2 separate regions of the Homo sapiens genome follow, and region 1 is linked to region 2. Evidence: chromatin loops called from intact Hi-C (ENCODE). Cell type or tissue: natural killer cell. All regions are shown on one strand. Each heading gives the region's core, and the rest is flanking DNA. Links, peaks and the distances in the headings are about the cores only. Region 1 overlaps EZR (ezrin). Region 2 overlaps SYTL3 (synaptotagmin like 3).

Region 1 (15,671 bases), core at 2,723-10,722, 83 kb before region 2:
CTGGCTGGCTCTTTAGAGAAACAAATGGACCAACTCCTGCTTCTAGCATAAAAATAATTATTGTTAAGCATTTATTCTAACCTTGTATATATTTTATGGCTGGACTAATATTTGGAAGCAGATCCACCCCATTGGTTCCAGTTTTTAAAAAATTGTTCTCAAAGAACAGAATGTGTTTTGTTAGCCAATGTTGAGCACATCATGGACTCTGAGCATGGACTCAGAAACTACTGAGGAGAGGCATCGTGGTGCTGAGGTAATGTTTTAAACAAAGCTGGTGTTTGGGTGGGTCTTTGTGTAGAGAAAGTGGCAGTATCTTGTGTCACACTTGCTAAGCTATTGTGTAATGACAGATTTCTGGCATATGCTAAAAGAAAGCAATTTGTACCTGATGTTTGAGTTGGAAAGAGAATGTTATGTAAATGAATTGCTTTTTTCCTCATTGATAGTTTAAAATGAGCTTTTGATCTACTATAGTCTGTATGTGAATTTCTGACTGCAGATGTTTTGTAAGTCCATTCCTGATTCAGAACACCCTGTCTAAAGTACAGCTCCATCTCTGTGCCGTGCCCCACTTTACTGCACTCATAGAACTCGGTCTCCACCTATAACGCTGTCAGGTGCTTGTTTATTTGTGCTTTTTGTCTTTTCTGGCAGCAAAGCAAGAGGATAGGTGTTGTTTTTGTGTTTTTGAGATGCGGTCTTGCTCTGTTGCTCAAGCACGAGTGCAGTGGTACAATCATAGCTCACCACAGCCTTGAACTCCTGGGGGACCGCAGGCGCTCACTACCACACCTGACTAATCTTTTTATTTTTATTTCTATAGAGATGAAGTTTCACACTGTTTTGTGCAGGCTGGTCTCAAACACCTGGCCTCAAGCCATCCTCCTGCCTCAGTCTCTCAAAGTGTTGGCATTATAGCCATGAGCCACTATGCCTGGCCCAAGTTTGTTTGTTTGTTGTTTAGCATTATTATTTTATAGCAAACTTTAAATTCTTGTTTATTGGCAGGATAAATAGAGGGAAGAAGGACGAGCAAATAGGTAAACATACCTGCCTCCTAGTGGGTAATCTTGGGCAAGTTTTTTCACCTCCCTCTGCCTCCTCATCTGTAAACAAGATCCTGCGTGCCCGCCTGGGATGCCTGCTAAGATGGCACATGGGAAGCACCTGGCCTTATGCCTGGCCCTGGTCAGTAAGGGCTGTGCGGTTCCACTTGTACCTGATAAAATTCTAATCTGATTAAAAGCTTTACTAGCTCGTGATGGTCATTCTTTTCCTCTAACTTAGCAGCCCGATGAAATAATGTAGTAAGTAAATGTAACCTTGTTGTTTGTCCTTTTGCTGCCACGATGAACACAGCTGTCTTGCTAGACCTCTGTTGACTTCAACAGGGATAGCATCAGGTTTATTGGAAATTTACATATGGGACAGTCCAGTGGTGGTGGGTTGGACAGAACAGCAACTGCTTCCCGAAAGCTTGGAAAAAGCATGCAGTTTACACAGCATTCTTACTTAACATACTCCCCCTAACAGCCTCCACCTGGCAGCCTTAAAGTGCTTGTGGGCTGGGGGTTCAGATGTTCCCCATAGATAAGGAATTGATTTCAGGGTTGGCCACTAGGATTCCTTAGCTCGGAACTCCACACACGCATTCTTCTTAAGTTATTGATGTTAGGTACACCTGTACAACCACCCTGCATAAAGTTCATTCATTCAACAAATAGAGCACCTACTTTGTGCCAGGTTTTCAGGTACTGGGGAGACATTGGTGAACAAAAAGAGGCTTTTAAAGGATTATCACCTGCTTGGTTGACAGTCACATCCAGTGAATGGTGGAACCCATTTCCTGCTAATGTGTATTTGAGCCTGAAATGCACATTGTCCCACCTTTCCTCAATGGCAAAATGCTCTGGAAAGGAGATGCTGGTCTGACTAAATAAAATGGGCTTTCTGTTTGGAGTTGTAAAGGGAGCCGTGCCTTCCTCAGCCCCTCCTGAAAGAAAGACCTGCTTTCAAGAAGCTTATATTGCAGGGGGAAAGACACATGTCTAATACATCGTCAGGGGGTGGTGAGCGTGCTACTGTAAATTTTCACCTAGGCTTTGGCAAGAGCTAGAATTAACTTTCATTCTTTACTGACTCTTTGAAGCGTTAAAACCACTGGGCAGAGTGACTTAGGAGTGGGCCCACTGTGATGTGTTTTTGTTGGTTTTCTGGTAAATCACTTTTGGGTTGGACAGTGAACCATGATGGTCTTTCTTCAAGAACTTGTTTTTGCAAGGGTTTGGTGATAAGTCCATCATTTCCAAACCCACTTACTCTTCCATCCTTTCTCAGGTGCTGTGGTTCAGGGAAATGATTGTTTTGATAGTATTTTACCTATTGCACCATTACTTCATCTGTAAATTTCTTATAAAATATGTCTTGGGATCCAGCCTTGTCTTTTTTGTTTGTTTTTTTTTTTTTTTTTTGAGACGGAGTCTCTGTCTGTCGCCCAGGCTGGAGTGCAGTGGTGTGATCTGGACTCACCGCAAGCTCCACCTCCCGGGTTCACGCCATTCTCCTGCCTCAGCCTCCCGAGTAGCTGGGACTACAGGCGCCAGCCATCACACTCGGCTAATTTTTTTTGTATTTTTTAGTAGAGACGGGGTTTCACCATGTTAGCCAGGACAGTCTTGATCTCCTGACCTCATGATCCGCCCGCCTCAGCCTCCCAAAGTGCTGGGATTACAGGCGTGAGCCACTGCGCCTGGCCTGTTATGTTTTTAAAGAGAAAATTGAACCACAGGTCACTTGGTTAAAGCTTAGCACATAAATATGAGATTGGAATCACTTTATTTGTAAACATATATGTAGTGTATATTGGTACAGTATTTTCATTAAGGTGTGTTTCATTGCCTCAGTTAAATAATTAAGGGTGTTGGCTGCTGGGATGTTGAAGTATTTGCTTACATAATCCATTGCTGTTTGGGTGAGACTCTTAAATGGATTTAGACAGATAATGGTGAGAAAACTGGATTTTTTATTTAGAACGTGGCTGAACAAGGCAATGTGGAAATAGTGTGATAACAAGGTGCATTATATAACTTGAACAAATCAACTGCAAAAAGACATTTTCAAAGAAATGGAGGAAAATTGAATAATATTTACTGAACTTGACGTATTAAGGAATTGTTTTAAATTATGTTGGATGTGATAATGGTATTGTGATTTTTTTTTTTAGTGCTTTAGAGCAATATACTGAAGTTTTTACAAGTGAAATAATGAATGAGGGCCTTAAAATATGCCAGCAAAAAAAAAAAAAAGTGAAAGTGGTAGAGTAGAAGAAAGAATGGTGTTGAAGCTGAAAAGAGAGTGTGGAGGATCATGGTACTACTTATTCTCTCTACTTTTATGAATGTTTTCAACTTTCCATAATAGAATATTTGCTTTTAAAAAGCATGTTATAGGGTAGAAAGGGAGAGATGCTTTACTTTTGCTCGTCATGAAGTGCCTGAGTGTTGAGGTGGGAGGATCTCAGGGCGAGGGCAGGTCCCCCATTCCCTGCTGCTGGGGCAACCTTTGTGCTCTGGATCAAATGAGTAACTGATTTGATCTCATCAAATGGCCCCACCCGGGCCATCTCACCCTCCATGCACATGTTTTAAAAGGAGGTCACTACTCAAAATTGCAGCTGACTTGGAAACACATAGAACGATTTGTTCCCAGTTTTTTCCACTATTACTTTGTATTCCCAATGTTTTGGGGGGCCCATAGGAATGGGGCACAGTGCTGTGACCCAACTGGGAACAGGTCATTGTCTTAATAGCGATTTTCTCAGACTTGAAAATTGAAATGAACAAAATAAGGGGCATCTACTGGGTAGGGCTTTAGCCATTTTAAGAGATCAATCTACATACTGGGGCTGTGGGCAGGGATGGGGGAAGGAAATACAGCAAACCATGGGTTGGGGTTGGGGTGAGTGATAGGGTTGTAAAATGTACACCATGTCTTTTCCAGTCAAGTAATGATGTACAAATTATAATGCCATTTCAGATGTAACATACTTGATACTGACAGTATAAATTGAAGAGTTTTTTTAATTTTAATTTAGTATAATTTCAGAAATGGTGATTTTAAAAGTTTTGGCAGGGTTTGCTTATTTAAGCAAATTTTGTAAGATTACTGATTTAGTTTGGATTTTTTAAAAGAAGCTACTTTGGTCTTGCTAATTTTTGACACATGGCAAAAGTAAAGACTGGGGTGAGTTCAAATCTTGTCTAATCGAAGTTTCTTACAGGAGAAATGTTCTTTAACATTGTATAATATTGCTCATGTGATCTTAACTAGGGGCAAAAATTTATCTCAGCAATGGCACAAGACTTAAGTATGGTTTATGTCTTATGTCCTCTAAAAAACAGGTTAGCAAAGAAATTTTTCGACCTTTTTTTTTTTTTTTTTTTTTTTTTCCTGAGATGGAGTCTCTGTCACCAGGCTGGGAGTGCAGTGGCGCCATGTAGGCTCACTGCAGCCTCCGACTCCCTGGTTCAAGCGATTCTCCTGCCTCAGCCCCACGAGTAGCTGGGATTGCAGGCACACGCCACCATGCCCGGCTAATTTTTGTATTTTTAGTAGAGATGGTTTCACCATGTTGGCCAGGATGGTCTTGGTCGCCTGACCTCGTGATCCACCCACCTCAGCCTCATTGTTTCCTAGACTCACCTTCTCACTCCCAAGATCAGAAATTGGAAATCATCATTCTCAGTAAACTATCGCAAGAACAAAAAACCAAACACCGCATATTCTCACTCATAGGTGGGAATTGAACAATGAGATCACATGGACACAGGAAGGGGAATATCACACTCTGGGGACTGTTGTGGGGTGGGGGGAGGGGGGAGGGATAGCATCGGGAGATATACCTAATGCTAGATGACGAGTTAGTGGGTGCAGCGCACCAGCATGGCACATGTATACATATGTAACTAACCTGCACAATGTGCACATGTACCCTAAAACTTAAAGTATAATAAAAAAAAATAAGAAAAAAAGAAAGGAAAAACTCTTCACAGGCTTCTAAATTTGCAGAGACAACCATGCATTCCAGGTGAATAGTGATGTTTAATCTATAGGCCTTTAGTTCCCTATCTTTTCTGAGCCTACAATTAAAACCGACTCTAGCATATAATAAGCCATCTTGGCCTTGTCCCTTACTTTTGTTTATGTGTGTAGTTACTAAGTTTACTAAGTAGTTACTAAACTTAAGTTTCTGTGTATAATTACCTGCACATTTCAGTGAAGCATGTTGGTGATGAAGTATTTATGATATACCTAGTGAAACTGAAATCACATGGTATACAATCAAGACTTAGACTTCAGGAGTTTATTAGATAAATTCTTGTTCAAGGTCCCTTTCTCTTTATTTTGCCTGCCCTGAGGTAAGGAGATGAGAAGGATGTAGATTGTGTTTCTAGAAAGAATAGTTTCTTTTGCTGAATGTAACATCCTTTGATTATTTCTTTTCCCTTTCTTAGGGGAAAGTGGTGTCTAAGAATTCCAGTTTACTTCCCTGTTAGATAACACACAATGTATGTTATTTCCAGTGTAGAAGAAGTTGGTTCTTAATTAGAGACACTCACCAAAAAGGGCCTTAAAAACTAGCAGCTAATAGGTATCAGGAGCATTATTTTCATACGCCATCAGCAGGTCGGAAATGGCCATCAGTGTTACTCGGCAGTGCAGGCTTGGAACTCGGGCATGACTAGCAGTCATTTCATTGTCAGACCTATGGAAAGCAGCTCCTTTCTGCCTCCCAGATGCAGTGGACAGTAGGGAGGGCTTAGCACAGAACTCTTCCCAACCTGGTTTTAAAATGACCCTCTTTTGAATGTGAATGCCCAGAAAGTTCCCTTCTAGTTCTAAGGTCATGATTTTCTTGCTGATAATAATGAGCACAGATGGGACTGGTTTGTCCGCTTTTTGTGTTTGTTAAGCAGCCTTGGTCTGACAGGATGTGGGTCTAGGGGCAGGAAGTGGCTTACTCTCAGAGGAAAAAGGAGAGCTATTTAGGATTTGAGATTTCATTACATGTTCTTGAAATTATGGGGTGGCTATTATTCTGGACTCTCTCTGTATATTTTATATATATATATGTATATATATATATATATGTATGTATATGTATATATATATATATATATGTATATATATATATATATATATATGTATATATATATATATATATATATATATATATATATACATATATATATATATATAATGTTACATAATATTTACCCTGGAGTTGGTAAATACAAACTTTTCAAAAGCATAAAACCATTGGCATCTATTTAAAGATACTATTTTAGGAGTAATGTTAAAGAGCCAGAGCTACACAGATATTTTGGTAGCTGATTACCAGAAGTTGAGGGTCTCAGTTTTTGTAACCATTAAAAAAAGGTCATCAGACGAGGATAACCGTATACCTCGTATCGAGTACTCATTTGGAGTCACTCTACCAGTTATACTTCATCACTATTCTGATTGGCTACTTAAAACATACGTTTATATAACATAAAAATGTAACATCATGTAGATACGTGAAAAGTCAGTTACTAGGAAATTCCCAGCCCCCACTTCTGTGTCAATACTCTGCCCTGTTAACGTCTGCTGCACATTAAGAATTTAGCCTTGACATTTTAAGTTTAGCCTAATGGTGGTGCTGGAGGAAGTAGTAAGGAGAACAGTTTAGAAAAGGAGGTGTGAGTGGCATGTAGTGTTACTTTTCATCATTTAAATTACTCAAAAAGTTCCTTAAAGTGCTTCTGGCTTCTCTGGGAAATGAGTTCCTGCTTCCCTGTGGTGTCAGGAGAATCGCAGGGTAGGAGACACGGCCCCTAGGATACTGGACATGGGCTGGATGCTGTATTCGAGGGATAAACCATGTATGGTTCTTGTGCTTAAATAAGCAAAAACCTGGCCGGGCGCGGTGGCTCACACCTGTAATCCCAGCACTTTGGGAGGCCAAGGCGGGTGGATTACGAGGTCAGGAGATCGAGACCATCTAACTTAACATGGTGAAACCCCGTTTCTACTAAAAATACAAAAATTAGCTGGGCGTGGTGGCACATGCCTATAATCCCGGCTACTCGGGAGGCTGAGGCAGGAGAATCGCTTGAACCCGGGAGGTGGAGGTTGCAGTGAGCCGAGATTGCGCCACTGCACTCCAGCCTGGGCAACAAGAGTGAAACTCCGCCTCAAAAAACAAACAAAACACTACCACCAAAAACCTAACTAGCCATAGTCAAGTAGAAGTATACAAATATTCCAGAAGAACTAAACTATAAGGTGTTTGTAAATATTTAGATGTGAATGAGTATAAACAACGCATCAAAAAATCATAAAAATTGATATTTGGTAAATTTTCCTTTCTGCCAGACTTGCTGGCAGTTAAAATTTGAAACAGTGACTGTACCGAAAGCCTTTTTATTCAGGTTAAAAGTTGTACTCCCATTTCCTAAAATAAGGACTGAACTGAGAAACTCTAGCTACAGCTACTTGGTTTTCCATAGAGTTAAGTTGGCTCCTTAGATGCTGAAGTCTGTAGTTATGACCTTGCTTTCATTAGTAATTAGCACCTGGGCAGGTACTAACCAATGAATGCCCTTTACACCTGGCAAGAAGGAATGGGTGGGGAGGCCAGATTGTTTCAATCTAAAGGGCACTACGTTGTGGTGGGTTACGTTTTTTGGTAGACAGACACTGCCTACAGGCAACTAAGTCATTCCATTAACTGTCATTATCAATCCATGTGTGGCCAAGCTTGAATTGTCCTGCTGGTTTAGCTTCCTGATGGGGAACAACAGCTGTCGCAACGCACAGTGTCTGCAGCTCCATCATGGGCCCCAGGACGTCCCACAGCAGCTAACACTGGTCTGTACTCGGAACTCTGCCACCTGGCCAGTGACTTTTGTGCGTCATGTTCCTGGGAATAGTATGACTGTCCATGATTCCTAGGAAAGCTAGAGGAATAACTGAGGATGAGGAGCTAGCACTTTGACCCCTGTGGGGAGTGCTGGTTATAGTGGTTATCAGGGTTGTGACAAGTGGACTCTTGTGAGTTCCAACACTGGATGATTTTATTATTCCTATTACTCAGGCAGTAAAAGACTAGTACATATCCTGGTGTTATATAATTATATGAAAACTTATCAGAATGAGTTTTATAACTAGCGTACCCATGTTTTTGTTATTGTGCTGCAGATAAAATGGCGCACTGAAATGTTACTGAATTATGTGACAATTTTTGTTACAATTCTGTGCACTTTTTACAAGATTTGTGGAGCTTAGATAGATGGCTGGCCTTTGGCATCTGAACATTTTCCTGAGCCCGATAGACAAGCAGATTTTTTTTGTTTGTTTTTGGAGACAGGGTTCTCATGCCTGTAATCCCAGCACCCTGCCTAGTTCAAGACCAGCCTGGCTGGCAACATGGTGAAACCCCGTCTCTACCAAAAATACAAAAGTTAGCTGGGCATGGTGATGCACGCCTGTAATCCCAGATACTCTGGAGACTGAGGCAGGAGAATCGCTTGAACCCGGGAGGTGGAGGCTACAGTGAGCCGAGATTGTGCCACTGCACTCCAGCCTTGACAGAGCGAGACCCTGTCTCAAAAAAAATTAAAAAGACAGGGTTCTGTTACCCAGTGTGGTGGCGCAAGCATGGCTCACTGCAGGCTCGACCTCCTAGGCCCAAGTGATCTTCCCACATTGGCCTTCCAAAGTGCTAGGGTTACAGGAGTGAGCCACTGTGCCTGGCCAAGATTTCTTTGCCTTTGCGCTCATGTTCTTCTTTAACCTTAAAAGAAGAGGTCATATAAAATAATCAGGTATAATTTAAGATACAGAAAGCTTGATAGAAAGGAGTAGCCGTGTTCTACATCTTCATCCATTGCATTTGCAGATATGCCTCAGGATTATTTTATTAGTACAATTTTTTTTTCTTTTTGAGACAGTCTCACTCTGTCACCCAGGCTGGAGTGCAGTGGTGCAATCTCGGCACACTGCAGCCTCCACCTCCCAGGTTCAAGCGATTGTCCTGCCTTATTCCCTGGTGTATCTGGGATTACCAATGTGCACCACCACACCCGGCTAATATTTTGTATTTTTAGTGGAGATGGGGTTTCGCCATGTTGGCCAGGCTGGTCTCGAACTGCTGGTCTCAAGTGATCCACCTGCCTCAGCCTCCCAAAGTGGTAGGATTATAGGCATGAGCCACCGTGCCCAGCCTAGCGTCATGTATTTATACTGTTATTTCCACCTCCTAAAAGTCAACAAGGACACTTAGCTCAAGAAGGCTGATGTTGAGAGAGAACGCTTATCAGAACAGGGATCTCTGAGGAAAAAGGGAGCTTAAATGTGTGTCCCTGGAATTTCTTCTAGCCCTTCCTTTCCTTGGTGACATGGCCACTGCTATGGGCGGGAATTAGAGAAGAGCCCTGACCAGTGGTGTTGATGTCTTTGCCAAGTATACTGTCAGGTCAGTGTCATAAATTGATGATATATATAGAGAGACTTCATTTAATAGAAAATAATATTTTAAGGACCACCTTGCTATTTTACTTCTCTAATAATGTTTTGAATATTTTGATAAATACCTTTAGCAACATAGTGGTTCTCATCTCAGCCCTCTCTGTCCTTGAAAGAATGTTATTTATAACAGGGTGGTTTCTGGACTGCCCTTCTGGAGTAAAACTTGGGCATTCTAACCATATGCTTGCTGGAAACCATAATAATGTAAAAAGTCGTCATTGGGTTTTCAATTGCAATTACATTGATATAATTTTGTATATAAAACAGTCTGTTACTGGGAGCAGCATTGTTCATGTAAGAAAGATGTTCGCTTCATATAATACATGGAAACAAAGTTATATTTTCAATGTTAGCCATTACTGTGACACTCCAAAAAAGGCTGGTGATGGGGAGAAAGAAGAGCTTTAAAAAAACCTACAGACAATTCACTTGCCTCTCGGGCTTTTCTGCTTTGCCTGCCTTGACCGAATTAGAGTATCTGCATTTCTGCACTAAGCTGGTTGAGGTTTGCTAAGTCAATGGTAATGTTTTACAGAGCTTGGCTGTTAGCCAGCATTTGTGGAAAACGACCAATGTCTGTCATAGCTAGTGCTATAATTTATTCAGTTGGCATATTGTTTATGGAGACAGTGAGATAAGGGGATTAGGATCCAGAGAGACTATTAAAATATGTGAGTCCATCTGTTGTGATCTGAGGTTTCATTAGAGAAAACCTGTCTGCTAGTACAACAAATGGAGACTTAGTAAGGATGTTTTTATATAAAGGATTATAAATCAGCAGAGGTAAATACATTAATCTTGGCCAAACAGGTCATGTCCTTTTGCGTTTTCCTGATGGCAGGTTCTGCCCCCTGCCGCCCGGGCACTGTTGGTCATAGCGTGACCTTGGCATCAGCTGTGAGCCGGTAAACATGGAAATGTAGGCCCCTCCCAACCTGAGTCAGACCCTTAGCCTGGGGTCCAGGAAACTGTTTTAACAAGCCCCTGGGTGATTTTTTTTCACATGTTCAAGTTTGAGCGCCTCGAGGGCCTGTGAATGGCTGCATATAAGGTACAGCTGGCCATATGTCTTAAATGACTTCAAAGGGGTGTGAGCCAGGCCTCTTCCCACACCAGACTTCATGAACCATGCCTGGTATTGTCATGTTTTTGTGAGCAGCCGTGAATAGGGCTGGGGGAGAGAGATGTTCAGCCAAGAAAGTCTAAAATAGAAAGGGAATGTTCAGTTATAACAAAACAAATTTTTGTAATTAGAGTGCTGGGTTGTGCTCAGCATCATTGGAGTTAAATGTGGAGCAGTGGCTTACACTTGTAATCCCAGCACTTTGAGAAACTGAGGTGGGCGGATCCCTTGAGGTCAGGAGTTCGAGGCCACCCTGGGCAACATGGTGAAACTCCATCTCTACAAAAAATAGAAAAATTAGCCGGCTGTGGTGGCAGGTGCCTGTGGTCCCAGCTAAGGAGGCTAAGGTGGGAGAATCTCTTGAACCCTGGAGGCAGAGGTTGCAGTGAGCTGAGATCACGCCACTGCACTCCAGCCTGGGCAACAGAGCGAGAGACCCTTTCTCAAAAAAAAAAAAAAAAAAAAAAAAAGCGGAGCAGCAAACTAAGTCCCTTTTCCATCGAGGGAGGTCTCTGAAGCAGAGCTGAGCCAGCCTCTCAGCTCTGCCCTGGTGGGGCACCCCATAGCGCCCAGAAGCAGTGAGGGCTAAGGCGGCAGAGTGCAGCATGGCCATGCATGATTGGAGCGCCGCTACTGTGTTGGTGTCAGTTTGGCAGCCAGCAACTTCTAAGAACATAGAATATTTTCATTTAGAACTTAAAAACAGTAAACCCAAAAAGTTTAGTTTTTAAAAATTCATTTTGTTTCTCCCTAAAGATTTTTATTCTTTTGAAAATGACCACAGTCTAGTTTGAATGCCATTGTTTTTCAGCTGTTTCTTATTTGCAATTGCTAAAAGCAACAAGGAGCAAGTTAAATGTCCATCACCTGAATGGGTAGACAGAAGTGACAGCCACACAATGGAATATTCCTGGGCAGTAAAAAAAGAATGAAGTGCTGGTACATGCTACAACATGAATAACCCTTTTAAACATTATGCTAAGTCATGGGATTCAGTCATGAAAGACTGCATATTACAAAATTCTGTCTCTCTGAAATGTCCAGAATAGGCCATTCCTTAGAGACAGAAAGTAGATTGGTGGTTTCCAGGGGCTGAGGGATCAGGAGGAATGCAGAGTGACTGCCAGTGGCCATGGAGTTTCTTTTTGGGCTGACAAACTATTCCAAAACTAGATAGCAGTGTCAGTTGCATAACTCTGAATATACTAAAAACCACTGAATTATACATTTTCCATGGGTAAATTTTATGGTAAGTTACATTTCAATAGCTGCTATTTAAAGTACATAGTGACTCAACATGAAAGGAAAAATATACAGTTTTGTCTCTATAATTACCCAATTAAGTGAACCAAAATAGCTGCAAAGTTTTTAATTCATTTATCATTGGTTGTAAGAATTTTCCCTATCATACTCCCATTTGTGGGAGAAAATTTACTGTATCTACTTTCTATCAGAGCATTTCTAAGTATTTGAAAGGTCTTATCCAAATATTTGAAAGCTGTTAAAAGTTGCTGAAGTGGCACCTTCGGAAGAAGGCTGGAATGTTGGAAAACAGCGTTGACATTTTAAATGATATGGAAGGTCAAGCTCGCAATGTAATCTTGGTGGTGGCTGGATGGCTCTACTCAGACTGGTTTTTGAGTAAATGGCAGGTGTGATAATATAGGGATTAATCTGTTAACCACTGAATCCACTGCCTGAAATTCAGACATTCAAATGCTCCCATTTGAATTTCCCTTTCTTATTTTACATGGTTTTCCTGATTTTTGAGTACATAAAAAAATTATTGCAAACTTTTTTCCTGCAGTGTTCTGGCCACTGAAATTAAATCTGGTTCTTTTGTCTAAGACTCAAGGGTTGCTCTCCTGTAATGTTTGTGGAGGAACTGATCTTGGACTTTTCCCTCCTGTCTTGGGCTTTTATTACAGTTTGAATTTATGCTGTAAAAAGTGTGATTGTAGAGGTAACCTATAAGTTTAAAATATTCAGAGGAAATGGATGCTTCCCAAAGGAAAAATTGCATACCTATATTTATTTACCAAAATGAGGAAAATACCTGGGAAATAATTTGGCCAAATATTCAGCAATTATATTCATAGATTAGAAGCAAAATACAAAATTTGATTGTCAACTTGGTACCTTTTTCATTCCTTACACTCTTAGAAGGCATTTTAAGATGCCATTTTGATAAAATTAAACTGGGAAGACTCAGAAATCATGTTTTCCCAACTATATTCTGAAAAATCCTAGTTCCCTGGGATGCTCCGTGGAAATAACCTGTGGGCAGAACAATCTGTGAAGTGGAGACTGTGGCCCCGTCTTGGACTGCCACTGTTGGCATCAACATGGCAGACAGGCAACAGCCTTTCAGCTAAAGAAGGAAGAAACAGAAAACCCCACCTTAACCACTGCAGAGTTACGTGACCTCCAAACACTGCCCCCACAGCATATCCCCATTTTTGTCCCTTTCCCTTTCAAAGCCAAATAATTTCAAAGAGGACTACATAGCTGCTGGCTTGGGATGGTGTCAAAAGCCAGGCAAGATGATTTTAAGTCATAGAATGATCGAGCTGGAAGATGCTCACAGATTAAATGGTCTCCAGCCACTCAATATCAGCAGCAAGGGAGAGGAACAGGGTTGGCCTGAGTGAGGCTGGGGCCACCCCTGCCGCCAGGCCTGTGTGCCAGGCTCAGGTGCTCCAGGGAATGAGCAAAGAGGATGTTGGGTTTATTTTGTTTTAATAAGGCGAATTGTTACTGAGTTTATTTAAAAATAAAGCAGCTTGGGGTTTAACACCTTGCATGTCGGTTGCATTGGAGTGGTAACACCTGTGCTGTCGTGTGTCTGCCTGGAGGGGTACTTTCCTTCTTGGGAAAGTGAACACAGGTGTGTTGTCCCTTCTCCGTGAAAACACTCTACTTGCTGGCCTTGAATAGCATTCTAGTGGGTTACTTTTCTCCTAGTGGTCAGAGAGTATTTATTGGACCTCTGGTTCCATTGGCATGTGTCCCCTAAGGAGGGAGACCCTTCAGGGGGTACTTACACCTCTACTGTCCGATGGCACTGGCTGTGTCACACCTGGCCTGTGGGCTTTGAACCTAGCATTTCAGAGTGGGAAAAGGCCTCAAGCCATCTAGTCCAAACTCTACCTGCAGATCAGGTAGAGGCCCAGTGGCAGGAAGTCATCAGCTAGGGGTCCTCAGATTACAGAGCTAGCTCTCAAACCCAGGCCCTCTGTCTCCCGTCTCTTGCCTTCCAGTGATTCCCAAATTTGGCCTCCTCAAAATCACTTGTGGAAGTGACAGCTTCCTGGGCTGCGGGTGTTTGAAAAGCTTCTGTGGGGATTCTGATGGTGAGGCTGATGTGGGAAGCACTGTGGTGTGTGATCACTGAGGCACACCCATCTTCATTAATGTGTAAGCCACTCGGGGATAGGAAGGGCTAATGCCTCTCTGTACTCACAGTGCCCATCGAGGTGCCTGGCACACCTTGCAGTAGTTAATTGGTATTTGTGGATCGAATGAACATGTTAGGTGCCCACTAGCAGGGGTTGGTCCTGTAGTCTGTGGCCATGGAACATTAGAAGAATAAAGCTATTGTGGTTCATCCTGTAGTATAGTAAGTTCGAGCTGAGCTAACCTGTAATAACACAAATACAATTTTTTTTTTTACGTTTTTAAAAGTTAGAGATGGGTTCTTGCTATGTTGCCCAGGGTAGTCTCAAACTCCTCGCCTTGAGATCCTCCTGCCTTGGCTCCCCAAAGTCCTGCGATTACAGGCCTGAGCCATTATATTTGGCCAACAAATAGAATTATTTATTTATTTATTTATTTATTTTTTGCGATGGAGTCTCACCCTGTCACCTAGGCTGGAGTGCAGTGGCGTGATCTTGGCTCATTGCAACCTCCGCCTCCCAGGTTCAAGCGATTCTCTCTCCTCAGCCTCCTGAGTAGCTGGGATTACAGGTGTGTGCCACCACATTTGGCTAATTTTTATATTTTTAGTAGAGATGGGGTTTTACCATGTTGGCCAGCGCTGGTCTTGAACTCCTGACATCAAGTGATCTGCCTGCCTTGGCCCCCCAGAGTGCTGTGATTACAGGTGTGAGCCACTGCGCCTGGCCTAGACTTTTTTAAAGAGTAGATTATTAAGCAAAGGGAGAGTATAAACAGTATTGGTTTTTCATTAGCTTCATCTGTACCGTCAACCACATGGTTCTTTTTGTCTTGGTAGTGGTACAGGAGTAAAGTTAAACTTAAATCACCACCAACACCCCCAAGCTAAGCATAACTTTTAAAAGTTTTTAATATTTTGGCAAGCCTGGGAGAAATATTGCCCTTTTTTGGGTAGATCTTGGATGACTAACTGCTTACTATACACACACCTGTACTACACGTGATTGCGTTGCCTTCACTGAACACCGTTTTTGATAACTGTGTAATCTGAGGGGAATTACTAAGACAATAAAAACTGCAGACCACGCGCTCTTTTTCTCCAGTCTGCACATAGTTTGGATATGTGTGGTGGTGTGTTTAAGCCCATGGACTTGAGTTTTTTATGGGACAATCCTTGTGTGTATCAGAATCATACAGTCCCAGTACCATCTTATTCCTCTGGCATTATTGAAGATACAAGAACCAGTTGGCATTCAAATATGTTGAGTTCACTAAAAACAGTTGCTGATGAGGGAAACCTAACACCCTGATAATAAAATGGAAAGTTGGGATTTAGATGTGTTTTCTCAATTGCCAAAGCCTGGTGGTGGTGGTGCTGGTGCTGGTGCTGGTGGTAGTGCTGGTGGTGGTTGTGGTGGTTTTGAGTCTTCGCTGTATCACCCAGGCTGGAGTGCAGTGGCGCGATCTTGCTCACTGCAAGCTCCGCCTCCCAGGTTCAAGCAATTCTCCTGCCTCAGCCTCCCAAGAAGCTGGGACTATGTATGGGCACGTGGTACCACGCCCGGCTAATTTTTGTATT
Region 2 (15,671 bases), core at 3,990-11,989:
CAGACTTCATCAAAATTATAAAAACACAAAATCAAAAGACACCAATATTTATTATTACTCCCATATGTATGAAAATGTTCATCATAAGATGTAAAAAAGAAAACCACTCTCAAAGTATAGCAAGGGTTTCCCCAAATCCCAACCTAAGTAAAATATCACTTCCAAGTTCTATTGTCACATTCCAGTTTCTCTCACAAGGCGACAGCTCATCCCTCCCCTTGTCTACTGATGTCATAACCATGCCGCACATATCAAGAGTAGTTGGGGCTGGGGACAGTGGCTCATGCCTGTAATCCCAGCTACTCGGGAGGCTGAGGCAGGAGAATTGCTTGAACCTGGGAGGCGGAGGTCACAGTGAGCTGAGATCGTGCCACTGCACTCCAGCCTGGGCAACAGAGGGAGACTTCATCTCAAAAAAAAAAAAGAGTACTTGGATGAGACACGCACATGAGAACGGCCATGGGAGGTGGGCGGGTGGCCTCGAGGCCTGGTGGGTGAAGATTCCCTCCACAACACTTTTCCGGCCAGGCCCAGCTATGTCCATCCTTATAAGGTAAAAACCTCAGAAGGATGCCTTCTTCCTAATAAAGCCTCATGGCCGAACACCTGTTTGACCCATTTAAAAGGAAGAATGAAAGTTCTAGGCCGGGTGCGGTGGCTCATGCCTGTAATCTCAGCACTTTGGGAGGTCGAGGCAGGCAGATCACTTGAGGTCAAGAGTTCGAGACCAGCCTGGCCAACGTGGTGAAACTCATCTCTACTAAAAATACAAAAATTAGCCAGACGTGGTGGTGGGCGCCTGTAATCCCAGCTACTCAGGAGACAGGCATGACCATCATTTGAACTGGGAGGCGGAGGCTGCAGTGAGCTGAGATGGCACCAGCCTGCACTCTGGCCTGTGCAACACAGTAAGACTCCATCTCAAAAAATAAATAAATAAATAAAATTAAAATAAAGAAAGTTCAGCTGGGCATGGTGGCTCACGCCTGTAATCCCAGCACTTTGGGAGGCCGAGGCACGTGGATCACGAGGTCAGGAGATCGAGACCATCCTGGCTAACATGGTGAAACCCCGTCTCTACTAAAAATACAAAAAAATTAGCCGGGTGTGGTGGCGGGCGCCTGTAGTGCCAGCTACTTGGGAGGCTGAGGCAGGAGAATGACGTGAACCTGGGAGGCGGAGCTTGTAGTGAGCCAAGATCGCGCCACTGCACTCTAGCCTGGGTGACAGAGCAATACTCTGTCTCAAAAAAAAAAAAAAAAAGAAAGTTCAACCTAGGAACACGATGTTAACAGAAGAGATCTGTCATTATGCAAACAGTATGGCACTCTGAACAGACACTGAAAACATCTCCATCTCAAAGATCCCAGGCCTTGTGTCACAGTATGGGAAATTAGATGCTGGGGAAAACAGTGCTGAATGAACGAAGGCTTCCAGCCAGCCAGTGATCTCTTTGGACCCATTACTTTGCATTCCCAATCATATTAGATCACTTCCCATCCAGAGGCTCCCCAAGACTTTGAACAGTTCTTCAGTGGCCCTTACAGAAAGACACTCTCTCCAGACAAATGAGTATTTATATTCAGTCCGCTGGATCTCTAGGAAACACCAGAATTATCAATGAAGAATCTATGAAATGGCTCAAGGCCTATTGGGAGGCATAATTCTACGGCTTGAGAGCAAACCTCCTAGAACTGGTTCCTGTTTCTGCAATGAGGTGTTCCTTTAGAGCCAATGATAATTCACAAACAAAGCCTACAAGTTCATGCAGGGGACATCTTGAAGTTCTTAAAAAAGAAGAAACCTGAAGACGCCTGTGTCATGGGGATAACAATGATTGATCTTTACCCAAGAGACTCCTGAAATTTTGTCTTTGGACAGGCCTCTTTGACAGATGGTGTAGGGATATTCAGCTTTGCTAAGTATGGCAGTGATTTTTATAGCTTGTGCTATGAAGGCAAAGGGAGGAAGTGACAGAAAACATCTTCAACTGACTATTCAATTTTTGATAACTATTACATTCTGGAAAGAACTAATGTTTCACTACATTGATCCTGTAAGATTTTAACACATGAGATTGGACACACACGTGGACTGCGACACTGTCAGTGGCTTGCATGCCTAACGCAGCTCCAACCACTTGGAAGAAGCTGACCGGCGCCCTCCTGCCCTATCTGTTTACGCGAGTTGCAGAATGCTGCATTATAGAAAGCTACAGAGCACTGGTGGAGTGGATTGATAATGAATCTGCTGACACACCTGGAGTAACTCCAAGACACAGGCCTGAGGATAACGCAACTTTACTAAAACCTGTGGAAGCCTTTAAGGAATGGAAGGATGGATAATAAAATGCCTTGCTGTTCTCCAAAAATAAGGACCTTCAAATAGGAGTAATTGAAATAAGGACTTGTACATTATGCTTTCCAAAAAAACAAAAAACAAAAAAACAAAAAAAGAGCATTGGAATGAGACTCACGTGTCTAAAACCTCCAGAGAATATGGTACTGGGTGCCGGACTGGATGGGAGATTCTGTTGCTTCAAAATAGGGTTAGTAGAGCATTTGGGATCCTCTTGATTGAGAGGTTTCAGAATATCTGGTGCACTGACCTTCTGGAGAAGGAAAAACAGAAATTAATATTATAGTCTCCATCCCAGTTTGGTTTTGTTCAAATGTGGTGACTTCAGCAAGCATCTATGACTTGATGTTACTAACATGCAAACTTCTGAGTAGGAGGACACACCTGCATTTGGTAAATGCGTGCACGTGCGCACACACACACACACACGCACACACACACCACACACGCGCATGCGAGCACACAGGGCCCAGAGACAGACAACATCCAGCTTTGGGATAGTCATGAACAGTCATGGGTAGATTACTCGTGGATTAGTAAAAGTCTTAAGTCCAAATTTTAGCCTTAATAAATGGTCCTGGCATTTAATCACTTGATATATAATAATTAGCCTGATAAGCAGAGTTTTAGCTCTAAGATGCTTATAAAAAGGGAAAAATCAAAATATGTCTCTAAATTTTCTAAAAATACTTTGCTAACAGTTGATGCTTTTTTTATTTTTTCTTTCTTTTTTTGAGACGGAGTCTTGCTCTGTCACCCACACTGGAGGCTGCAGTGCAGTGGCACAATCTTGGCTCACTGCAGCCTCCATCTCTCGGGTTCAAGCAATTCTCCTGCCTCAACCTCCCAAGTGGCTGGGACCACAGGCATGTGCCACCACACCTGGCTAATTTTTGTATTTTTAGTAGAGATGGGGTTTCACCATGTTGGTCAGGCTGACCTCAAACTCCTGACCTCAAGTGATCCACATGCCTCAGCCTTCCAAAGTGCTGGGATTACAGGCGTGAGCCACCACACACAGCCAAGCTGACATTTCTATGATGTATACAGTTGTGTTTTCCAATATGGTAGTCACTAGCCACACATGACTACTTAAATTAATTGAAATCAAACAAACTTAACTTCTCAGTTGCGCTAGACCCATTTCAAATGCTCCATGGCCACATGCAGCCCTGGGCATTGTGTGGACAGCTCACATAAAGATCATTCCCATCCCTGCAGAAAAGTTCCATTGGAACACAATGGGCAAGGTGGGAAAACCTCTTAATGACTGAAAATATACAGTTTCCAAGTGGAGACTTTAGTTTTTGGTGGTGGGTTGAAAGCAGAACTCAGAAATACAACAGTTGCCCCACAGTCATAATTTTCAGGAAGAAAATACTAAGTGAGAATATGATAGAACAAATGAAAGAAAGGATTACCTCCAAATTATTTATGCTTTCCATCCCCAGAATGCCAACTTAATTCCTACAGACATTTATTTATTAAGCAACACTATATTCACAGCACTATGCTAAATTCTGGGGGCTGGAAGAGTAGAAGGGGAGGAAGAGAGAAGAAAGAGGAGAAGATGAAACGTCCATCCTCCAAGGGCTCACTAGCTAGTAGGAAGACAGAGACACCATTCAAATGGAAGCACCAGCCAGGTCAATGGGAAAGAGGCCAGGGACAGTTTCTCCAGCACGCAGGCCTCTGGGGGATGGTCTTCAGTGAGGCTGCAATCACCCGAGAGGATGCTGAGGCTGGCTGGGGTAAGCCTGAGAGGGAAGGCCTTCCACCTGGAGCAGCTGGTGACGGTTAAACAGAAAGCACGTCCTAGACCTACAGACACGTAGACACGTGGACACAGATCACAAACACATAGGGGATGTGTGATGTTGTCTGAGGGGACACTAAAGGTGTGACAGAAGTGTCAATCAAAGCTACAGCGGAGGAGCCAGAGGCTGGAAAAGCCAGAAGATCCAATGGGAGGGGTTCAAGAATGAAGGTGTGCCAGAGGAAAAAGTAGGAGAAAAAGCTTACCTGCAGTTAAAGAAAGGCACATTTTAAATAACTGCCCATTATATTGGCAAATGTTAAAAATTATAAAGTTGAGTTTTACTAGAAGAAAGTCCTGGAGATGGATGGTGGTGACAGGTGCACAACATTAGCAATGTTTTCAATGCCGCGAACTATACACTTAAAACGGCACAGATGGTAAGTCTTATGTGTATTTTACTATAATAAACATTTCGAGGAAAAAAAAAGGTACAAAGTTGAATGTTGGCAAGAGTGCTGGAAAACACGTGACTCTGCCTTGCCAGTGGTCAGGTAAATGGAGTCAACGTCAGTGGAGGGCAACTTGGCAGCATGAACTAAAAGCCTTAAAAAGTAGCTGTTAGGCTGGGCTTGGTGGCTCACACCTGTAATCCTAGCACTTTGGGAGGCTGAGGCAGGCAGATCACGAGGTCAGGAGATTGAGACCTGGCTAACACGGTGAAACCCTGTCTCTACTAAAAATATAAAAATTAGCACGTGCCTGTAGTCCTAGCTACACAGGAGGCTGAGGCAGGAGAATCACTTGAACCCGGGAGGCAGAGGTTGCAGTGAGTCGAGATCATGACACTGCACTCCAGCCTGGGCGACAGAGCAAGACTCTGTCTCAAAAAAAAAAAAAAAAAAAAAAAGAGTAGCTGTTAAAAAGAATAACTGGCCAGGCATGGTGGCTCACACTTGTAATCCCGGCACTTTGGGAAGCCGAGGCTGGCAGATCACCTGAGGTTAGAAGTTCAAGACCAGCATGGCCAAAATGGAGAAACCCTGTCTCTACTAAAAATACAAAAATTAGCTGGGTGTGGTGGCAGGCGCCTGTAGTCCTAGCTACTCAGGAGGCTGAGACAGGAGAATGGCTTGAACCTGGGAGGCGGAGGTTGCAGTGAGCCCAGACTGTTCGCTCGCTGTCTGGGTGACAGAGCGAGACTCCATCTTAAAAAAAAAAAAAAAAAAAAAAAAAACAGAAAAGAGAGAAAATCTTTTTCCTCCACCTCTGTCCTCAGTTCCCCTCCCCAGAGATAGCCCCTCCTGACGGTTTTTAGGCATCCTTCCTGTTTAACAGGTGCATGTTTTTATGGCCAATATAGGTCAATACTGTACATTCATAACATATACAATAAAATCCCAGTGGAATGCACAGAAGAGGAGAGGTAAGAATTCACTTCTTGAAGAATTCTGGCCCAGATGCTTAAGTCAGCATTTTTGAAGGGGTGTTTTCAGAACATGTGGTTCAAACTTAACAGAGAAGTGGTGTGGAAAAGATCCTGAGCTGTTTTCTCAGTTAACATCCCCGAGTCACCGCGTGATTTTAAGGTGGGAGGATCACTTGAGCCCAGGAATTCAAGACCAGTCTGGGCAACATGGTAAAACCCTATCTCTAGAAAAAATACAAAAATTAGCTGGGCAGAGTGGTGTACTCCTGTAGTCCCAGCTACTCGGGGGTGCTGAAGTGGGAGGATCACCTGAGCCCAGGAGGTAGAAGCTACAATGAGCTGTGTTTGCACCACTACACTCCAGCCTGGGTGACAAAGTAAGACCCTGTCTCAAAAAAACAAACAAACAAACAAACAAACAAAAAAAGAAAGTTATCTACTACTTCTGTGCCTCAGTGTAGCCACTTGCAAGGTGGGCACCAGCATCCTCTACTTCCAAAGCAGGGCCACCGTGTTCTATAATTAATATTGATGAAATATTAATAATCTGATGAAAATGAGAGGAATTTTGGTGAGCTCCCCAGCTAAGGCATGTGTAATTGCAGTCTGATGAATGTTCTATTTAAAGACGTACTCCTGGACCAGGCGCAGCGGCTCACACCTGTAATCCCAGCACTTTGGGAGGCTAAGGCAGGCATCCGATTGAGCTCAGGAGTTTGAGACTACCCTAGGCAACACAGCAAAACCCCATTTCTACTAAAAATCCAAAAATTAGCCAGGTGTGGTGGTGCATGCCTGTAATCCTATCCACTCAAGAGGCTGAGGCATGAGAATCACTTGAACTGGGGAGGGAGAGGTTGCAGTGAGCCAAGATTGTGCCATCGTACTCCAGCCTGGGCAACAGAATGAGACTCTGTCTCAAAAATAAATAAAAATAAATAAATAGAAGTGTACTCCTTATATTTCAACCCAATAGTTATTTAGCATTTATAGATCATACTATCATTGCTGAGTACTTTATAAACATTTGGCTAAATTGTCCCTTATAACAGCCATATCTGGCTGGGCGTGGTGGCTCACACCTGTAATCCTAGCACTTTGGGAGGCCTAGGTGGGAGGATTGCTTGAGCCCAGGAGTTTGAGACCAGCCTGGGCAACATCTCTACTAAAAATAAAAATTAAAAAAAATCAGCCAGGCATGGTGCCATATCCCTGTAGTCCCAGCTACTTGGGAGGCTGAGGTGGGAGGATCACTTAAGCCTTCGAGATCGAGACTACAGTGACCCACGATATCACCACTGCACTCCAGCCTGGGCAAGACAGCGAGACTTGGTCTCAAAATGAAACAAAGAAACCAACCCAGCCACAACCTCAATTAAGGTGGGGAGAGAGAAGGCCTGCAGAAAGTTGGAAGCGTTCCTGCCAAGAGCATGGCTGAGAAGTGGACACACGCATAACAATGTCTACTTGGATTGGCTCTCTCCCCACTGTCTCCCCACCGTCTCCCCTGCACCCCACCACTTCTATCCCTGAGCTCCCTTAGCCCTTCAGACAACCCTGGCCAGGCTCTGGGCCATGTGCACATGCAGCAGGGGAGGGGGCGTGCCGAGGACCCACGGGCCATCCTCATGCAGAACGCCACAAGCCCAGCCTGTGGTGCGTGGGATGAGCCACCACACAGCACATCACGGTGCAAATGGGAAATGCGTCTCACCTCTGGGGCGTGGACAGGGTGTGGTTGGTCTCTGGAGCAGGCTTCACCTAGCTCTTGGTCATCTCTTTGCCCCAGTGTCCCTGTCTTTAGTAGGGACAGGAACAGTACCAACTTCATAGGGCTGTCTTAAGGATTACAAAGGCTAAATACCTCTGAAGGGCATTACGCTGAGAACAATGCCAGGCATCTGGTTAACCCCAAGTCAGTGTTAGCCTCTGAGTGGTTTCCTGTGACTCAAGCAAGTAAGATAATTACTCATGCTTCCACACGCCCCTTCCTGAACCCTCTTTCTTCAGCGGTCCTCATTTGTCCTTCTTATGGGAACATAGAGTTTAGAATTCAGAGTCAAATCCCAGGTCTGCTCCTGGCTCCATCTCTCATTCACTATGTGACATTAGGCACGTTGGTCAACCTCTCACTAAAACTCAGGCTTTTTTTTTTTTTTTTTTTGAGACAAAGTTTCACTCTTGTCACCCAGGCTGGAGCGTATAACAGTACGATCCCGGCTTACTGCAATCTCTGCCTCCTAGGTTCAAGCAAAGATTCTCCTGCCTCGGCCTCCTGAGTAGTTGGGATTACAGGCACCCGCCATGAGCCTGGCTAATTTGTGTATTTTTAGTAGAGACGGGGTTTTACCATGTTGGCTAGGCTGCTCTCGAACGCCTGAACTCAGGTGATCCACCCACTTCAGCCTCCCAGAGTGCTGGGATTACAGGCATGAGCCATGGTGCCCGGCCAATTTTTAAAATTTTTAATTTATTATTATTTGAGACAGGGTTTCACTCTGTCACCCAGGCTGGAGTGCAGTGGTGCAACCATGGCTCACTGCAGCCTTGACCTCCTGGGCTCAAGCGATCCTCCCACCTCAGTCTCCCTAGTAGCTGGGATTATAGACATGTGACACCACACCCGGCTAATATTTGTATTTTTGTAGAGACAGGGTTTTCTCATGTTGCCCAGGCTGGTCTCCAACTCCTTGGCTCAAGCAATCTGCCCACCTCGGCTTCCCAAAGTGCTGGGATTACCGGCATGAGCCACCAGGCTCGGCCGATCTTTATCATGGGAGTAACAATGTCTACCACGGTATTTTTGTGAGAATTAAATGTGATGAAGTAGGTAAGAAGCAATGCTGCCACCACGTGTGGCACACAGGGCTTCATATGGTTGCTAACCCTCCCCTCCACCTGTTTCACTAGAAGGAGTGATCCCCGGAGGGAGTTCGGAGGGAGCTTCTGTAGACCCCGGGAAGCTGACAGGAGCTGACACTTGTGTTATAGAATTTCAAACACCTGCCAAATACATTTCAAACTGTCTAGACACCTCGCTCCTGAAGTGTGGTCTGAGAACTTCACAGCATAGACTTCGCCAGATCCCAGGAGTTCACCAAAAATGCATCTGCGGTTCCTCATCTCACGTCCACCCCGCAGCTACTGATTTGGAATCTGCATTTTAAGAGCCCCAGTGACCCCCTATACTCATAAGAGCTGGGAATCACTGCCTCAGAGTTCAGTCCTCTTTTGGCTATACAACCTTTGGCAGGTGACTTAATCTAAACCTCCATTTCTTTACATGTAAAATGAGGCTGCATGCAATACCTACCCTAGATGGTGGTTATGAAGATAAAATGAGATAGCCTAGTTAAGCTATTAGTACAGAGTCCAGCACATCATAGTCAATGCTGGCAATTTAGATAAAATATTTAGATGACTTAGATAGCAAATCAAGATACTACATTATCTCATTAGATGTTTACAAAACCTTGTGCTGTGCGCAGAACAGGTATTATCATCTTCATTTTACAGAGGGGCGCACTGGGCTGGAGCGGGAGGCAGGACGTGAACTCTCAAGAGGCTGTGTGCAAGTTCCAGCAGGAGAGGGGGGCTGACCTCACACCCTCGCCTAAAGGACAGTCTGTCTGGGGACAGCCTGAGTGGAGTCCACAGCAGCAGAGAAGGGACACCAGTTCTGTCCAGCCTACCAGGGCAGTCACATCAACACTGCAAGCAACAGCTGGTGGCACCTGCCCAGCCAAGGCACCTCAGCTGAACTAGAATGCGGGCTTTCCCATTCTAAGGTTGGCTCTCTCTCATACCCGAAGCGTTCACTCCAGGCTGGGTTAGTCCTGGTGGGAAGGTGGAATAATTATTTCCCTAGAAGCCTTTACTAAGGGAGCTCTCACTTGTGGTGTGGACAGCGGGGGAAGAGCGCCCCCACAGGCTTGCTCGCGCCTTTACGTTTTCAATAGTTTCCATCAGAGGTCAGGATAGATTTTAACCAAAGGCTGCTGGTCTTGCAGACTCCAGGGCTAACCCGGCAGGTGTGGGCCCTGCAGGAAGCCCTTGGGCTTTGGCGCAGGCTTGAAGCCAGCAGGGAGCTCTGTGGACACAGAGGAGCCTCAGGGGCTTGTGATTAGGTGGAAGCCTTTCCTTGTGCTGAACAGTTTTCCAGACTGACCTTCAATCCTGACCTGCCTTGGGCCAGCCCTGCCCAAATAGAGGCACTGACTGGTAATTATGTTTTTCTGATGGCTTACTGTTTTTCTATAAAACCAAAGAAAACATAAATCTACAGAGAAGGCAGGCTAGAAAGTTCTGGAAGACAACATGAAGGTGATCAGCGTGGAGGCCTTGTGGGGCTCAGGGTACCCTGGTGGTGACGTTGACCGCAGTGTCAGACTGGCTCCGTCTCTCTGTCTGTCCCACACACTGCCTGGGGCCCGTGGCGAGAAGATGCTTCTCAGAAGTCATATCATTCTGGGATTTGGAGAGCTCTAAAAGGCAAACACAAGGGTTGATGGGTGGGAACAAGCAGCTTTGCTGAGACTTGTGGGAGCCTCTTCTGGGGTTCACTGAACCCACAGACAGTGGGTCCCAAGGTCTTAAGAGGGCAAAGTGCACGGAGGAGCAAGGGCGGCACATTCCCCCACCAAGTGCAGAGGTGTTGGGAAGGTGAGCAGACAGTGTGCTGGGTCAGGGCAGGAGAGGGCTGGCTTCCTTCAAGGTCCCGCTGTGGCCACCCAGGCCATGGTCAGGGTGAGAGGTGAAGGGAAATCATCCACCCAAGCTCCTCTGCGTTCCAGGTCACACATATGTGTGTGCACTCATCCAAACACGAAGACGGCAGCCTACCAAACAAGCCGGCTTTCTAGGGGTTCCTTACAAAGATGTTACAACTTAACACCATTTCTTGTGACTTTTTGAAGCGAGGTAAAAATAAGATTTGGGGTGTCCTCATAACAATTATAATAAACAAACCCTGGAAAGATGACTGTAAACAAATTTGTTTCATTTTTACAGTGTAATAGTGGTCTAGAGTAAAGATGAAGAAAGTTTGAAGGAAGGAAGCCACATACAGAAGTGAGAGAACCACCTTGAAGATAGTTTCATCCTCTGAAGATGGTTTCATTTTCCCTTGAGAACCCCACTCCTCCAAACGGGGACCTTAAAACTGTCTCTAGAGCTGTGCTGTCCGGCAGAGAGACAATGCAAGTCACACATACAATTTTAAATTTTATAGTAGCCATATTTAAAAAGTTAAAAAAAAAAAAACAGGTAAAATTAACTCTATTTACTTATTTATTTTTGAAATAGAGTCTCACTCTGTTGCCCAGAATGGAGTGCAATGATGTGATCTTGGCTCACTGCAACCTCCGCCTCCTGGGTTCAAGTGATTCTCATGCCTCAGCCTCCCAAGTAGCTGGGATTACAGGTGTGTGTCACCACGCCCGGCTAATTTTTGTATTAGCCATGGTTTCACCATGTTGGCCAGGCTGGTCTCGAACTCCTGAGCTCAAGAGATCCACCCACCTTGGCCTCCCAAAGTGCTGGGATTACAGGCTTAAGCCACCATGCCTGGCCAAATTAATTTTAATTCTATATTTAGTTTAACACAATATATCCAAAATATTAAAAAATGTCATCAACATTAAAGTTATCCATGAAATATTTTACTTTTGTTGGATTCCAAGTCTCTGAAACCCAGTGTGTTCACTTTGGTAGTGCATCTTGCAGCCCTATTTCAGGGGCTCAAGAGCAACACGTGGTTAGAGGCCACTGCAATGGACACTGTGGCTCTTGACCCCCCGGCTGGCTTTGGATCCACCTCCTTGGGATGTTATTGCATGAATCCTCTATCCTCTCACTATGTATTCGTTCTCTCCTGCCTACACTGCCCAAGAATGAGTCTTGCAGTATCTCTTTCATCTAAAGAGGGAACGGCTGGGGTGTCCAGCTTTTCCACCAGGATGCCTCCTAGCCTCCTCTGATAGCAATGCCATCCCCATGTCCTCAAGGTGACCATCAAGAAACACTGGGGGATCTTTCTAAGGCCAGCAGCTCGTAAGGCACTAGTACGCACCAGGTCCTCAAAGTGGACAAAGTAAAGGACACGCTCAGATGGTCCATCTCAGTCTGGACTGTGAGGCTGTGAGGGGCTCTAATTTCTAAGCCCTTAGGAGGAACTGGTCCCCCAGCAATCTCTTAGTGCCCATCCCAAAGCCTGGGCCTATTTGGGCCATTGAAAGTTCACAGATGAGGGGAGAGGACAAGCCTTCTTGAGAAATTTGGGCTCTAAGAAATAGGCTTATAGGTCAGTATTATTAGGGGACAAAGGATAAGGAAGAGAAAGAAATGCAGATTGCTTCTGGGCAAGACCAGTTTTCTCATTTCCTCTTCCCCTTTCTAAGGGGGACTACAGTGCTGACATCTTCTAGAAACGTACTGATAATAGACAGAGCTGCAGCCACTCATTTCCTCCCGCTGGTTTGACTTCATTGGGCAGCATCAGCAGCTAGAGGTTGTAATTCTGGGTCACCTTTCAAAACCCCTCAGGGGCAAAGCCACCCTTCAGCACCTGGGCCAGTGAAGAGTCTGGGGCCCTCTACAGTCCCTCCCCGAGGACCTCAGGTGCCAATCTTCCTCCCCTCAGAATGAGGCTTCCCTCTGCACCCACTTCCGTGGGGAAACAGGCAGCCAATAAGATAATAGGAGCACGAGAAGAGGAGCTCAAAATCCAAAGAAATAGGAGTCAGCGCCTACAGGACGCTAAGTGTCCTGTGGCAGAGACGGGAGAAGGGCGTGTGTGTGGTCACGTGTCCTGTTCCTGCAGAAACAGGGGAAGCACTCGGGAAAGGTCAGAGGCCAAGCACCACTCCCAGCAGCCAGAAAGCTGGGGTTTTCTATCTCTGCCTCTGGGCAGGGGGTGGGGGTGGTGGGGGGGTATGGGGGGTGCTGGGTGCGTGCGTGTGTGTGTGTGTGTGATGCGGTTTCAGTCTGCTTTCCATATCTGAGAAGGGATGCTTGCTGTTTTGCTCTTGTGAATTCCCCCACACCTCGCCCAGGGACTAGCTCTAGTTGTCCACCTGGGTATTACACTGGTTAGCCTCAAGTGCTCAAGTGTGTGAGCAGGTACACAGGCCAGGCTCTGGGGTGGCCACCTGACAGCTGTGAGCATATCCAATGAACCTGTGTGCAGGGCTGGGAGCATCCAGGAAGGTGCATGTGTGCTGACGTGTGTGTCCCACCTCTCTGGATTTCGGTGGCTGGGGGATGACAGGGTTGGGGCTAACTCCAAGGCACTGATTCTATAGTGGCAGTGGTGGAAGACAATTCACAGAAGCCACATAGATTTGGAGAAGGGCTGTGCACCTAGAAAGACATACAGGGAAGGTGAACTAGCACCCACCCATACATGACAAATACAAGGGGGTGGGTGGGAAAATAGCACCCACAAGAGAACAAGAGAAGAGGCAGCCGGGACAGCTGGAAAACACGTTCCAGGCCAAGGGGCACAGAGCAGGGGTTACTGTCAGAGAGCCCAGCAGGATGGAAACAGTGATTTTTAAGCCACCAAACGCTCTTAGCAAACAGGCCCATGAAATTCAGCTGCTTCCTCCCTAAGAAAGGAACAGACCATTGCATGAGACGACTGTTTCTGCTCATCTGAAGAGCAGTGCTTTGATGTCCATTGTCATCGTGTGACAGCTGACACAGGGCTCATGAGGAATACGGACAACTAATTAAAGTCACATAAAGAGACTGTCTCAGAGCCAAGTGCAGCACTGAGACCATCCGCATGCAACTACAGAAAAGGGGATGATGAAGAGAAGCCGAGCAGAAACACAGTGAAAGAGAAATCCATGCCTAAGGACCCTTGAGCACACTAAGGACATTTTCTAAACACCTGACCAGCCCTGGGCATCTTAGGAGGCATGAAAAGGAGTCTGTCCTCTGGGACTTGAATTTTAAGATAAACAGAGAAAAAAGTATCTGAGCAGAAAGAACATTGAAAGACACAAGATTGCAAGTGGAGGTGGTTCTAGGTTACATGCATCTGCAAATCACAGGATTACTGCTAACTGAAGAAAATACATTTACCAAGGAGGAGAGGAGAAAGGCAAGTAATTCCATGCAGACAATAGATAGATAATTGGGCCCTACTGGCCTGAAAGGTTCTGGTTTTAGATTCCCTGAAATTGCATCTTTTTTTTTTTTTCTTTTTCTTTTTTGAGACGGAGTCTTGCTCTGTTGCTCAGGCTGGAGTCCAGTGGCGTGATCTTGGCTCACTGCAACCTCCGCCTCCTGGGTTCAAGTGATTCTCCTGCCTCAGCTTCCCCAGTAGCTGGGATTACAGGCACCCACCACCATGCCTGGCTAATTTTTGTATTTTTAGTGGAGACAGGGTTTCACCATGTTGGCCAGATGGTCTCGAACTCCTGACCTCAAGTGATCCACCCACCTTGGCCTCCCAAAGTGCTTGGATTACAGGTCTGAGCCACCATTTCTCTTCCTATGAGGAACCAGAGGCCTGCTTTGTTGGGAAAGAGATGAAGGGCCAGGTGCTGTGGCTTTCCCCAGGGTCCAGAGACAAAGTGAGTGGCCTGAGGGACAGTGTCAACCGAGGTCACCGGCCAGGCCCTGGCCAGTGGGCTCGGCTGGCCTGGAAGGTAGTGGGAAAACACATCATGAAGCATGCACTTACTTTTCACGTGGGTAGCAAGAGACAGAAACAAATTTTCCACGGACTTATTAAATCCTCTAAACTGACCAAATTCCTGTAACTAAAACAGAGACAGAAGGAGAGAATGAGAATTATGCTTGATGACTTGTGTTTGCCTCAGCAGTGTCCAGGCTGCCAACCCCAAAACACTGGCATGTGGGTGTGTGCGAGTGAGTGTGGGCGTGGTGCTGGGGGTGCAGGTGGGCATGGGTGTGTGCATGCAGGCCTGGAGGCGGACAGCAGTCTTCCTGAGGGGTAGGCATCTTCTTCATTCAGCGTCTCTCCCTACTTTTGCTATTCACATTGAAGGAGCATTATCAGCGGGTTGTTGACAAGATGACAAGTACCCCTGGGAAATGATGACTGGCATTTCATTGGCTCAAAGACTGTACTCAAGTAAATTACTGCTTGTTTAACCTCTTTTCTCCAATGGCCCCACCCCAACTCCATGCAGAAGTGGCAGGATGTGGGTGGCACAGGGGATGAGGATGGTAAAAGCCACAAGGTGACCAGGCAAGAGCTGAGGGGCTCCACTTCCCAAAGCAGAAGAAAAAAAAGATAAAACAACAGAAAGGAGTTCACTTCCTTATCCAAGTCTCATTCATTCATCCATCCATCCACCCATCTAGCCACCAAACATCCATCCATCTTACATTACCACCCATCCAATCATCCATCTGTCCAATAAATACATCATGAGCACGTAGGTACTGGAACGACTCTGGAGAATTTGAAATTTCCAGGAGAAAGTAGAGCAGGATTTTGAAGGTCACCCCAGTCTCAGTTTGAAACTGAAAAAGAGGCCAGGCGCGGTGGCTCACGCCTGTAATCCCAGCACTTTGGGAGCCCGAGGCGGGCGGATCACGAGGTCAGGAGATCGAGACCATCCTGGCTAACACGTGAAACCCCGTCTCTACTAAAAATACAAAAAAAAATTAGCTGGGCAAGGTGGCGGGCACCTGTAATCCCAGCTACTTGGGAGGCTGAGGCAGGAGAATGGTGTGAACCCGGGAGGCGGAGCTTGCAATGAGTCGAGATCACGCCACTGGTCTCCAGCCTGGGCAATAGAGCGAGACTCTGTCTCAAAAAAAAAAAAAAAAAGAAAGAAAGAAAAGAAAAAGAATGTATGTGATTCTTCTCTCTTATCAGCATTATATATTTTTGGGTTTGGATCATAATCTCAAAGACACAGTCTCAAATGCCATAATCCTAAACGATGAAAGATCAAAATCCCTAAAGTCTAAATCCCTAAAGATTAAAATCCCTGAAGTCCAAATCCCTAACATCTAAAATCCCCAAAATCACAATTATGGGATAGTTGCATCATGTTAGGGGGACCTATTACTTTGTTACTGCCTTTATTAAATTAAGTATGACTTAAGGAGAGCCTATGGGTACAGGTTGACAAGGGGTGGACT

Evidence for each region. A loop is a pair of places that touch in the nucleus more often than their neighbours do. Peaks named below come from ENCODE experiments on the same cell type or tissue, not always from the same donor. Only the 100,000 strongest peaks of a DNase experiment are listed, where the experiment ranks them.
Region 1: a loop joins it to region 2, with 3 times the contacts of the local background. A loop is called at or near these places in 55 of 110 quality-filtered maps.

What each region holds. Positions count from the first base shown.
Region 1 is chr6:158,794,118-158,809,788 of GRCh38, reverse strand. The region is part of intron 2 of EZR (ezrin); the gene reads left to right. Among named protein-coding and RNA genes, the nearest start is that of EZR-AS1, 16 kb to the left of the region's middle. RefSeq lists enhancers at 5,882-5,991, 10,877-11,076. In natural killer cell, for the core only: no CTCF peak of the experiment used is centred there; DNase peaks (open chromatin) are centred at 5,988, 6,632 and 10,111; H3K4me3 peaks cover 606 bases; H3K27ac peaks cover 2,177 bases.
Region 2 is chr6:158,712,443-158,728,113 of GRCh38, reverse strand. SYTL3 (synaptotagmin like 3) reads right to left here. Exons shown (of 18, transcript NM_001242394.2): 9 at 14,236-14,314; 10 at 9,903-10,027; 11 at 2,477-2,611. It also overlaps the pseudogene AMZ2P2. Among named protein-coding and RNA genes, the nearest start is that of MIR3918, 44 kb to the left of the region's middle. RefSeq lists enhancers at 7,001-7,100, 7,171-7,220, 6,853-8,052, 11,945-12,034. In natural killer cell, for the core only: no CTCF peak of the experiment used is centred there; DNase peaks (open chromatin) are centred at 7,473, 9,953, 10,353, 10,643 and 2 weaker places; H3K4me3 peaks cover 1,553 bases; H3K27ac peaks cover 4,729 bases.